2 separate regions of the Homo sapiens genome follow, and region 1 is linked to region 2. The links are chromatin contacts, found by Hi-C in ENCODE. All regions are on one chromosome and are shown on one strand. Each heading gives the region's core, a stretch centred on a gene start or an enhancer-like site at or near the end of the contact. The rest is flanking DNA. Distances are from core to core; before and after follow the strand shown.

Region 1 (5,034 bases), core at 1,736-4,235, 3.4 Mb before region 2:
GTACCCAAGGGCCCACCAGCTCAAACATTTCAAGATTCCAGCATAAAGGACTGTCACCTCTAAAAACACAGACTGTAAGAGCTGTGAGGGCCCTGATGAACTCTCTGGGCCAACTCCATCACGTCCCGCCTATCCTCAGCTCACTCCCTCACCTCTGCTGGGTCTCAAAAGCCACTGTCTCAGCAAGGCCTTCCCTGACCACCCTTTAAAAAATTGCAACCCTTCCCACCCCAACACTCTCTATCCCCGCTACCCTGCTTTACTCCTTCTCTATCTCACATCCCAAATACTATCTTTACAGGCTTATATGTTTGTCTGTCTCCCCCCAGTAAAATGCAAGCTCCATGAGCACAGGAACTTATTTTTCTGTTCCATTCACTGCTACGTCCCCGAGCCTAGAGGTATGCCTGCTACAGAGCAGCGGCTCAACACACAGTACTGAATGATACACTGAGAAAACACTGAAATTGCCACAAAGGCTGTCTAAGAATTGACCTAAGACTTGAGTAGAAATCAAAGGGACTTGGAGATGGTTGTTCTCTGAGAGGGACTTGCTTCATTTCACCTCTGTGCCTCAGTTCCCCCATATGTGAAATGCCTCATGGGGTTATGTTGAATGATGTCTTGCATATAAAAACCCTGGCAAGCTCCACTCAGGACATCAGAACTGGCCGTGCCTCAGAAATTGACCTAGCCCAGCATCCCCCAACCACAGGTCTCAGCATCCCTTTTCAGCTTTCCCAGAGGTGCAGCAAGTCAGGAGGCAGCTGAGAAGAAAAGCTACAACTCTGAAGAGTGTAGACTTCGTTAAAACAACTACTGTTATAAAACTTAAACGGCATATAATACATATTAAATGAAAATTAAACAGAGTGTAGTGTTCCCAGATTAGTTGAAGCAGTTATTCTTCAGTCAGAATTTGAATCTCTCTGCCTTTGATGTCTCATGAGTCTTGCTCCGCCCAGCGGTAAAATGGAATTGCACCTGCCTGTCCCTTCACCCCCAGCCTCTCACCCTCCACCCCTGGGCAGGGAGAGGAACAAAAAACTCAATCAGGAAAGCAAGGCTCCATGTAGGTCCCCGGCCCCATAAAAATCAATGTGATGGGCGTGGTGGCTTACGCTGGTAACGCTTTGGTAGGCCGAAGTGGAAGGACTGCTTGAGGCCAGGAGTTTGAGACCAGCCTGAGCACATAGCAAGAACCGTGTCTCTACAAAAAAACAAAAATAAATTTGCCGAGCATAGTGGTGCATGCCTGTAGTTCTAGCTGCTTGGGAGGCTGAGGTGGGGGCAATCACCTGAGCCCAGGAGGTTGAGGCTGCAGTGAGCCATGATTGTGCCACTGCACTCCAGCCTGGGTAACAGAACAAGACTGTATCTAAAAAAAATAATAATAATCAATGCTGACCAAGAAAGTTTCCCTTCCCCTTGCGGGTGTTAGGAATAATGCTCAAAATCCTAAGGAAATTGAACACTCGAACACAGGATTCTTAGCAAAGCAATTTTACTTCTGCGCAGAGGGATGCCTCCTTGGCCAGTTGCCATGAGAGCACACCTGAACAAAGGGGCACGAGAGCCTTTATTCCTGATGCAAGTCCTGCCCCTGTACCCTTTCCCCATTGGCTGGGGTCAGGTCGTACAATCTAAACTAATCCCGGTTGGCTAAACATTTGATTTATTTTAGATAGAGTGGGCACGTAAAAGAAAGTGGAGAGAAAGGGGAAAGGGTGTCTGTAATGAGCTAGAAAGTTAGTCTTCTTTCCAAATAAGCAAAGGAATGTGAGCTGGTACTGATAACGCTTGGTACTGTGGCATGCCTGGGCATCTAACAAAGGCAAAAAGGAGAAAAATGAAAAAAAAAAAGGGGGGGATACTAAGAATTAAAGAATAAAAGATTGATCAGATTATTTGAAGAGAAACCTCATCATATCCCACAGGGGGAAGCTGAGTCAGCAGATCTGCCAGGGGTGCCCAGGGTTCCATTTAGCTCAGGACTTTGCCATATGCTGGGACACAGCCCCCTTGCCACCAACAGGCCTGGCTCTGAGGGTGAGGAGACCAAAAGGAGGTAGGGGAAAGGGGAGTCACCAACCCATGGGGTAAGGATTGGAGGGGTGAAGCAGTCAGGAGAGGTGGTCATAGGCCAAGGCTGGCAAACCTTTGCAGCCACACCAAGGCCGTTCCTACTCTTGGGGCCTATATGGGGTTCTTGCTGGGGCCTCCACTTGCTGATAGGAAGATCACAGCTCACAGAGCATCATGCTTTACAGTTTGCAGGCTGTCTTCTCACGGGAAATTTGCCAAGCCTCTCTGCAGTCCCTGGGTGGTCAGGGTTGATGATGACCCCCATTCTGGAAGAAGGCTGGGCATCAGAGAGGTTCAGGGACTCACCGAGGACACACAGCAAGAAAGTATAGGAGCCTCACCCCAGACTTCCACAAACCTAGCTTTGCATATCCTCCTGAATACAGGCAATTTTTTACAGTTCACCCACAGCGGGAAGGACCGGACCTTCTCTATCCGCGGGAACTGCAGCGGCGCCCACCTCACCCCTTCTGCGGGGGAAAGGGCGCAACCTTTGGGCTTGTCCAAGCCTCTGGGCTATGGTCAGGGGCCCTCTGTTGAAGTGGGCCGAGTGGGCAGGAGTGTTGAGGTCGAGCTAACGTGGTAAGGTCTGGGGGCGTCTGTGTCCTCGGGGCTCCTGTAGCGTCACCCAGAGGCGGGGGATGGGATTAGGGGACGTGGAGAGAGTCCTACAGTGCAACGGCGGAAAGGCCAGCCCCCAGATGCGGACGCCGCGGCCCAGAGAGGAAAGCCCCCACGCGGAGCCAGGAGCTGCGGCTTCCCGAGGGAGCCGAGGGGAGACCAGCGTTAGTTACCTGCAGCAGGCTCGGGCTCCGGTTCAGGATCACGCTTGGGTTCTGGTTCCGGCCCTCCCAGCTCTGTCCACATGGCCGCCCAGGGCTGGCCGCAGGTCCCGCCTCCGCGCAGCCCGGGGCTCAGCGGCCAATGAGGCTCCGCCTGCGCCTGGGGCGCTGCCTACGTCCTGTCGCCGGCCAAGGCCGCTCCTCCCTCGCCCCGCCCGGTCTTTCCCGGTCCCCGCCCCTCTACCCCCGGCAGCCCGCACCGCTTCAGCGCTCCCTCCCTCGGGTCTCCGCAAGCCCAGTGTCCACGTTGCTCAGATCTAGGCTCCTAAGGCACTGGTTTGGGAGCGGAAACAGAGATACCCAGAGAGGGGCAGGGGCTTCCCCAGGTCACACAGCAAAGTTTTCGGAGACCGAACCCCAACTACACTTTGCATTTCTCCCCGCTGCAAGACGCTGCTTAATCGACTGCCATCCTTGAGACTCCCCTTAACCCCTTCTCTGCCTCGCCTCTCCCTCACTTTTTTTGTCCAGGATTCACTAATTTCTGTCCTCCACTTTCACTGCTCCTTTCTTCAGTTCCTTCAAGAAGATTTTATATTTGGGCATTTTTCAAAGTACATTTTTGTCCTAAGGACAAAAAGAATGTATGCACAGTGTAGAAAGCTTGGAAAACACAGGAAAGGATGAAAAAAGAAGAAAAATATCACCTGTAATCTCTTCACCTACGGTAGCCATTATTACGGTGTTCGTCCTGCTAGTATTGTTTCCTCTGCATCTTTCAAAATTATTTTAATAAAAATAAAATCATATAGTAACCTCTGTTGTGCTGCTTTAAAAAAAATTTAAAAACTTAGCGCTGTATTTTGAAGTTTTCTCCTATCACTAATTACAGATGACATCATCCTCTCCAAGGTGGCATAGAATTCTGTTGTAGGGGTAAACTGTTGGACATTTAATTGTCTCCATTTTGTTGCTATAAAGGTTGCCAAGATGGACCACTGAACATGCATCTCACTCGCTCCACCCTCGCTGCACCTTCCTTCTGGCTAGGGAGGTCCCAAAGCTAACCGCCATGTTTCCCAGCCTCATTTGCAGTTAGAGTTCTGGATGTGGACTAGGTGCTGCCAATTAGTAGTACTCTGCCGGATGTGGAAGGCGGGCACGCATTGGAGGGTATTGTCCTGCCCCTGTAGGGTGGCACTAGCAGGATAGCAGAAATGGGAGATGTTCTGCGGCAGCATTCCTTGTCCCTTCTCCAGCTTTCTGGCTGTGGACCGGCCGCTGTGGCTGTAGCCGCTCCTTGACCTGGCTTCCTGCTCTTTGAATGGAGGCTGCAGGAGGGTGTCTGAAGTAGCCTCAGACAGGCACGAGGCTGGTGGGCCACGTCCATATTGTCCTGAGAGTTGGTCCTGGTCTGGCTAAGGCTTGCTTCTGCCTCCGGCACTTGCAGCAGGTCTGTAAGCACCCAGTTCCTTGTATTAAATCCCTGCCTCTCCACTGATCTAGGGTGCTCACATGCGACTGCTTGGACCTAATTCACTTAGTTCTTTCCTTAAGCTACATCTCTATGGAATCTTTTGCTACCATATCATCCTTAGCATGTTCACAGCCCTTGCTGCAAAAGTTAGCCATCCATGAAGGCACTATGATTGGCATCTTATCACCTTGATGCCCATGCTTTCCTCGGGTTTCTCCAGCAACGGCATGAGCCCCTTGCCAAGGCCCTCCTGCCTCCCCCACAGCACGTGGACAGCCTAGCTCCCCTTGGGCACTTGGCATAGCACTCCAGGACTGATTGACTTAATGATTAACTGACCAATCCTTAAGAGGCCTCATTGATAGAGGGAGTGAGTTTATGGCAAAATGAGTATCAGTCCTCGTGTTAGAGTGCATTGGAAACTGTGGCAGGTCTGAGAGGCCAGCTGCAGACAGGAAGTGACCCCCATGCGGCAAGGTTGGAGGCTGTGCCCCTTGAGGAGCAGCTGAAGGAACTGGGATGTTCACCCTTTAGAACTTGAAAGACAAGGCTGTGCCGTCCAAATCTCTGAAGGGCAAAACCAGATAGGATCTGTGGGGTCCTAGAAGGCAGAGCCAGACCAGTGAAGAATACAGAGGAATAACTCCCAGAAAAAGCAGAACTGGCTAAGGCTGGGAGGGGCTCCCTTGA
Region 2 (7,381 bases), core at 234-2,733:
AGGGTTTGACTGGGTATGGGTGTGAGTGCCCTTCTCCGGAGGGACTTACCGAAACTTTACAAACCCATTCAGCGTCCACGCTCGAAGTTTTAAGGGCTCCAGCTGAATTTTAAACATCAAGCTGGCTAAGAAGTCTTCTCCCCAGGAGTGTGGGAAGCTCCGGAAAGCTCCTCGGGCCTGCAGTGGGGGTGCTGCTGGGGGTGGGCAGGAGAGCACTGTGCGCTTAAACATGCCCAGCCAAGCCCCTCACCTCTGATCGCTCCACCGGAGCCGGCCTGAAGTGCTGCAGCTCTGGAAGCCACCTCCTTGGACTCTCAGAGGCGCGTGCCCAGCAAGGCCTGTCTGGCGCAGCAGGTGCCGGACCTGATCCCCAAATGTGGAGAGTGAAGGGAGAAGACCCGCGGCCACCTGCTCTCAGGTGCAGCAGTGTCTGGCTGGCTGTGAGCGGCTGTATGGCAGCGTGTCAGTGAGGCTGGGAGTGCAAGCGTGTGTTTGTGAGTGGCAGCGTGTATACCTGTGACAGGTGTGATTGTGAGGGCCCGAGAGGCAGTGAGCTCCTGTCGCCTCTCACTGGGGAGGACCCGACCCCAATCCCCAAGAACCTACTCAATGAAGTCACTGACGGGAGTCTCCTCCCTCGCAGATGGGCGGGGCAGAGCGGAGCTCGGCCGGGACAAAAGGCGCGGCGAGGAGAGGAGGGGAGGGGGCTCGGGCGGGGGAGGGTGGTCGGTGATGTCACCCGCGCTGGCTGGCTGGTCTGCTCACAGATGCCTCCGCCCCACAGAACCCAATCTGGTCCGGTCCGACTCGACCCTCCCCTCCCCTCCCCTCCCCGACTCAGACGCTGGCTGCCCCCTGTGACAGCCAAGCCCTGGTCTAGGACTCCGAGCACCCTGCAGACCCCGGGGCCCCGCATCCCCAAGGCAGCAGAGCCTACGGGCCCTCAGTGTCCCAACCCCCCAACACCAGGAGCCCTGGCTTCACGACGCCCCGCTCCCGGGACCCCCGAGTCCTGGCTTGGCGCCCTCACCGGTGAGGAGCTGCGGGCGCCGCCGTGGTCCGTGAGACAGCCGCTGCCCCCTCCCCCGGCTCCGGCTCCGCCGCCTCCACCCGGGACAGGAGTCGCCTGCCCGCCGGCCGCCGATAGCGGGACCGGGAGCCCGCCCCCACGGCTCCGCCTCCGCGCCGCCCATTGAACCGTCTTCCTGTCACTCAGCTCAGCCTCCACTGTGATTGGGCAGTTTTCAACAAGCGGCTTGGTGATAGCCGCCCATCCTCCGCCCCTGTCACCCGGCCACACGCGCACACATTCCAGGCAGTGATTGGTGTGGATCTGATTGGCGCCCTCTGGGATCACTCAACCACGCCTCTTTGCCATCTTGTCGTGCCATTGGTGAAAAAGACAGAGGGCGGCAACCTCGCTCGCCCTTTGATTTTATTGGTTCGTGCCTGAGACTCAGACCCGAGCCCGGGGGCAAACTATATTAGTCCAATCTCCGGGTTGAGAAGGTGGGACGTACTGGCCACTGCTCGAATCCCAGGAGAACCTTCTGGAACCCTTGCGACGTCAAAGGCAGCCTTAAAGGAAAACTGTACCCACCAGTTGGCCGTGCGGCCGTGCATTCTTTCCTTTCTTCATTGGGGGGCAAGAGGGAGAGAACAGTGCACTCTGGGAGGTGTAGTCCCTGGACCGGGGCCAAAAGGTCAGCACTTCTTACTCGCCTTTCAGCCAACGGTGTAACCACCTCAAGCTGACCTCATTTAGCTTTACCTTATCCTGACCCCGCGGTGGCCTGATGTGACCTAACGGAATCTCTAACAGACCCCACGGATGCCGGGTTTCAGAGCCCCCCGGACCTCTCCCCCGAGGGAAACGGATGGCTCTGCCCAGGCCGGTGCCTCCAGGAATCTCCCCCGCCCACCCTCTGTACAGCCCCTCATCCTCGCGCCCCTCTTCAGCGACCCCGCGGTCTCCATTTCAGTCCCTCTTCTAATCAGTCTCTCATCCTGCTTCCCCCTGGAGTGCCTGTGTTTTAGCCCTTTCCTTCTTGGCCCTAGATGATCTCCTGTCTTCCTTCCCGCAGTGATCCCTTTTGTCTTATTCTTGGTTCTTTCTTTACACCCCGATCTCCTATCCTAGCTCTCCCCTTTCATCTTTCATCTCACTCCCCAAGATCCCCTTCCTTAACACCCTCAGAATCTCTAGTCTCCCCCACCCCCCATTAAGTCATTAGATCTCAGCCCCAGTGTCCCCGATGCAGGGAGCAGGCGGGGCTGCGGAGGCGGTCGCCAGCGGAAGCCGCCACTCCAGCAGACACGGTGCCTGGCGCCCACGTCACTGTCTCCCAGGCCCATCTGTGCTCGAGGGAGCGGGGGTGGGGAGGGAGTAATTTGGGGGTGAAGTGGGGGAGGGGAGTGCTGGGGGGTTGATGATGATAGAAGGGTCAGGCCGGAAGCTCCCCTTTACTTCTTTCTTTCCTATTTTCCAGAGACAGAGTTTGGACACCCATGAGGTCTTGCTAGAAACTGCAGCTTGAGTACCTGGGCCAAGAGCAGAGCAAGGCGGGGGGGGGGTGCCAGGGTCCTGGAGTCATGTCTGTAGATTCTTCACTACCTACCTTCATGCCAGGAGTCACTATGGGGCTCCCAAGGGTAAAGGGGCATGAGGTGTGAAGGAAGAAAGAGACTTGGGGTGAAAGGAGGATGGAAAGGAAGTGGGGTTGGGGGCCAGGAGGGGAGCAGAGATGGGTGATGAATGTGGGGAAATGAGCATGAGGAATTTGAGGAAATGGGGTTGAGGGGGGGAGGTAGGGAGAGGGGGTGGTGAGAGGATGGTGAGATGGGGTGAGGGGGATGAGGAGGGGAGGGGCATGGGGCAGATGAGCCATAGGGTGGGAGTAAGGAGGGCAGAGGAAAGGAGGGCTGGGGAGGGGAGGGAAGGCAGGGTGGGGGATAAGGAAAGAAGGGCTGGGGAGGGGCAGGAAGGCAGGGTGAGGGATGAGGAAAGAAGGGGTGAGTAATGAAAGGATGAGGCACAGAGATGGGGTGAGGAGGAGTGAGGAAGGGGGAGGGGAGGGAGGAGGGATGGACATCTCTGTGTGACACAGAGATGGGTAAGGTGGGGTGAGGGGCCCTGCACCGCTGCTGGCTCCTCAGATCTGGGGGCTCTCACTCTTCCACCTCCACACCTGTGGGGCCCAGGCTGTGGGTGGCTCTACTTCTTCCTATTCCAGTTCTGTCTCTTTTGCCTCCCCCAGCCTTGCCTGTGCCAACACGGAGGCAGAGAGTTTAGTCACCAGCCTTTACCTGGCCCCTGCTAATGCTAAAGTGTAGGCTCGGACCTTTGAGGGTGCAGAACTGTGCCTTCAGGTGTTGGTGGCACAGACTCCACTGTTTGCCTAGTCCTCGGTTCCCGCCCTCAGTCCCATTGTCCTGGGTGTCACGTGTGTGTAGTGCTCAGTGTGGCATGGACTGTGACAGTGTGGTCTGGAGTCTATGCACCTTGTGAGCTTACACGCCACACTCATGCCTCATCTCCTTTGTAAATGGGGATTGGTGCCTCAGGGGGTTGTTGAGAGGGTTAATTAAGGTAACACAGGTAGTGCACTTAGTTCTGAGCTGGGCATGTAGTTTATACCCAACCAATGGTTAACTTGGTTAACTCAACCAAGTTAACCATTACTCTACATGTTCACAGATGCTGGGAGTGCGAGTGCATCTATAAATCTGTGAGTCTGGGAGTTATTTGTAGTGTGGTACTGGTAATGTGATTTGTGAGTGGATCTGTGCAGTTATTTTTGTGTGGTGGTGTGCCTGATTCTGTTATATGTTGTAGGTATATGATTTTGGGTCAGTGTACATGTGTGAGTAAATGACTGTGCGGGCATGTGTCTACATGACAAAGAGTGGATAAGGTATATAGGCACTGACACATTGACACCATGTCTGCCAGCGTATGCACGCATCTGCGATCATGCCAGTCCCAAACGCCCCCACTCACCCTCCCTCCCCTTGGAGACGTCATAACCCTAGGTGTCCCTCATTTCCTCACCCTGAGGGAACCGGAACCCGTGGGCAGGGGTGGGGGTGGGTGCCAGTGAGGAGGTGTTTTAGACAGAGGCACATGTTCCCTCCCAGACTGTATAGGGAAGGGAGCCCCTATCCTGCTCACATCCCGAAGGCTGCAGAGGAAGTGCCCCCAGCCTGTTTTCAGTTCCCTGTCTTGTCACCATGGTAATGGTTGCCAGGGGTTCCCATGGTTGCTAAGATCTGGGTGTGGGAGGCTGCCAGGCCCTGTTGCCAGTAGAAACAGAGAATCCTGGGGGGAAGGAAGACTACCCTCACAGCTGCCACCTCCCTGCAGTGACAGAACTGGCCCTTGGGCCACTTCTCTCCCCCAGTTGTACCTATGAGTTGTATGTGGTAGTACTAGTGTGTGTGTGGGAGCAGGAGCGGGGGCTTTAACAGGAAACCAGAACTAGAATACTGGGATACTAGAATACTGAGGAACAGGGGGCTACTTGGCCTACCCATCACCATCCTTAAAGTTGGGAGGGCCTTACGAATTAGTGACTACCTGCCATCTCTACTAAAATACAAAAAAAATTAGCCAGGTGTTGTGGCACATGCCTGTAATCTCAGCTACTCAGGAGGCTGAGGCAAAAGAATCGCTTGAACCCAGAAGGCAGAGGTTGCAGTGAGCCGAGATCGCGCCACTGCACTCCAGCCTGGGTGACAGAGTGAGACGAGACTCCCTGTCAAAAAAAAAAAAAAAAGAAAAGAAAAGAAAAGAAAAAAAAGAAATGAGTGACTATCTCCTGCTGTCCCCTGTCCCTCATATCTCTCCCCTGGGCAGTCTCCATGTTTGTTCTTGAGTTCTCCAGTGCCTGGGTACTCATTACCTGATGCTTTCTCCTGGGTGTAGGAATGCCACGTTGACCCATCACCTTGGCTGCAGATGGCCTCCCTCCTGTGATCAGACTCTGAGCATCTCACCTGATACATGCTTCATGCTGACACTCAGGCCCAGACTTTGGTCCCACACTGAGTCCCAACTTTGACCTCAGCCTGAGACACAACCTGGTTATTGTCCTGGTAGAGACAGTTCCCCGAATCCAGCCTCTGCCCAAACCCTCCTCCTAGACATGGCTGAGCCCTAATTTTGATACAAAATACTTGAATTCATCTTCAGATTCAGTTCTGATCCTATACTGAACTAACTGAACACTACCAGGGATCTGACTCCCTGATATTCGCTGGCGTCTCCCTGCGTGTTCTGAACCTATGCTGACCAGCACCAGAAGGGTTCAGAGGGGTGATTTCTTGCCTTGGGATGAGAGAGCAATGTTAGGGATGACCAGCAGAGGGCGTGCAACATCAGGTTCTAGAGGCAAGCGTCCAAGAGCCCACCTGTGAGCTAAAAAAATTAAAGTTCTCGTTTTTGACACCAAAACTTTGGGGTTATGTGGGTTCTTACAGTCATGAATCTTCTCCTTCTGGCTCACCTGGGCTCAGCACTGGGTATGCACAGAATGTGCTTAACTGTTTACTGGCATCTCAGGTCTCAAGAGGACTGAAGTCACCCCACCCCCAAATCAGCATTTCTGTCACATGCTTAATACAGCTCCACTGCCTTCCTGGTAACCAGTTATGTTTGGTCCTATTGAGCAGAAATCTGCCTCTCCACAGTGTTCACATTTCATCTTAGCCCTGTCCTTGGGACCACACTGACCTCATTGGTCCATCTGCCAAACATCACCATCTGCATCCTTCAAATCTGCTTCTCTCCAGGACCCATGCCTTCATGGACTCATCCCCTGCCTTTCTCAATTCTACTCACTAAGATCATGTTTCCCTGAATGGGTTTCAGTTTGTGGTGCCCAGTTATGATTAGCTTTTTCCAGGAGAGCTGGTGCAGGGTACGAATGAGCCGGCCTGCCTCCCTCCTCTGACTCTGAACTTCTTTCCACATAGGCTCAGATTACATCAGTTTTTTCTGTGGTTGTTGTTTTGTTTTTCTTTTGAGATGGAGTCTCGCCCTGTTGCCTAGGCTGGAGTGCAATGGTGTGATCTCGGCTCACTGCAACCTTTGCCTCCTGGGTTCAAGCAATTCTTCTGCCTCAGCCTCCTGAGTAGCTGGAACTACAGGTGTGCACCACCACACCTGGCTAATTTTTGCATTTTTAGTAGAGACAGGGTTTCGCCATGTTGGCCAGGCTGGTCTTGAACTCCTGACCTCAGGAGATCCACCTGCTTCGGCCTCCCTAAGTGCTGGGATTACAGGCGTGAGCCATCGCACCTGGCCCATCAGTTTATTTTTTGGTAGCCACCTCATACTGTTCACCCATACCGAGTTAAGGCCATAAGCTCTTTTCTCCCTGAGCTGCTAAATCACCTCTTGTTCATGTGTACGTGTTATAATTTTGAATGGAGAGCTGTATTCATTTTAAACAAAGATACTTGAAATAAAATAAATTTGTTGGCAATACATTCTCAATTTTAGGACAATCTTTGGGCTTGGAAATCTCTGTACTTGATGGTTACTCAAAGGTGGGACAAGGAGGGACTGAAGGTCCTCAGCTGGCTTGGCTATGACTTCAGCACTTTGGACAGAGGCAATCACAGTACCCACCCCACCCCGACCCAGCTATGCCTGGGACTGTGTGAGTGTGGAGATGATACACTCACAGCCTTCAGATGGAGCAGAAATCCTTGCTACTTACTCAGTGCCTTACAATCTGTAAAGCTCTCTCCTCTTATACAAAACTCTTTCCTCAATTAACCAGCCCAGGAGGCTTACAGGACAGGGACTGTCCTACAGATTTTACAGTCGAGGAAACTGAGGTTCAACAAAGTCAACCTCCAAGCAACCCTTAGAAAGGGTGGGGTGGGAGAGAGCACTACTCCATGTTTAGCAAATTTAGCAGCCATTGATTCTCTTAAGGAATGACTCTCCCCAGGGATAAAGAGGAAATGAATTTGAACCAGAGCAGGACAAGGTGGGTGGAGGTTTGTGTAGAACCAAGACCCCGGCCAGTCCTGGGAACAAGTGGCAGTTGGTGGGAGGAACAGTCCTCAGAGGGTCTAAAGTTCCAGCCAGGACTGCTGAACTGAGGGCAGGGAAACCTTATTCATTCGGGCCCACAGACACCCAGCCTTTTTATGCCCTTTTTCTGTCCCAATGCTTAGCTTCACTGAGCCTGGAGACAAGGACAAAGGGCTGGTGGGATGTCATTAATCTGCTCTCAGTCTGGTGGACCCCATGGGAAGAATTCAGGGAGGAGAGGTGTGGGAGCCTGGTGAGCGGATGGAGTGAATTGTGCAGTGGTAAGAAATCCGTGCCATGGATACAGGCCTGGTTACCTGTCTGTGTCTATTCCCA

Evidence for each region. A loop is a pair of places that touch in the nucleus more often than their neighbours do. Pooled maps may share reads with other maps.
Region 1: a map of sigmoid colon shows a loop between it and region 2 (9-fold over the local background). The contact joins the promoter of ALDH1B1 here to the promoter of DNAJB5-DT in region 2. A Hi-C loop is called at or near these places in 3 of 168 maps with a recorded cell type or tissue (aorta, ascending aorta and sigmoid colon) and 10 of 50 pooled maps.

The regions. Positions count from the first base shown.
Region 1 is chr9:38,390,653-38,395,686 of GRCh38, reverse strand. ALDH1B1 (aldehyde dehydrogenase 1 family member B1) reads right to left here and starts at 2,985. Exons shown (of 2, transcript NM_000692.5): 1 at 2,880-2,985. RefSeq lists enhancers at 2,509-2,598, 2,639-2,688 and a silencer at 2,899-3,218.
Region 2 is chr9:34,983,481-34,990,861 of GRCh38, reverse strand. It overlaps DNAJB5-DT (DNAJB5 divergent transcript), which reads left to right and starts at 1,483. Exons shown (of 2, transcript NR_109756.1): 1 at 1,483-1,703; 2 at 4,925-5,452. DNAJB5 (DnaJ heat shock protein family (Hsp40) member B5) reads right to left here and starts at 1,117. Exons shown (of 5, transcript NM_001349723.3): 1 at 1,031-1,117; 2 at 50-363. The coding sequence starts at 231. RefSeq lists enhancers at 1-2, 3-932, 1,487-1,696 and silencers at 1,214-1,362, 877-1,376.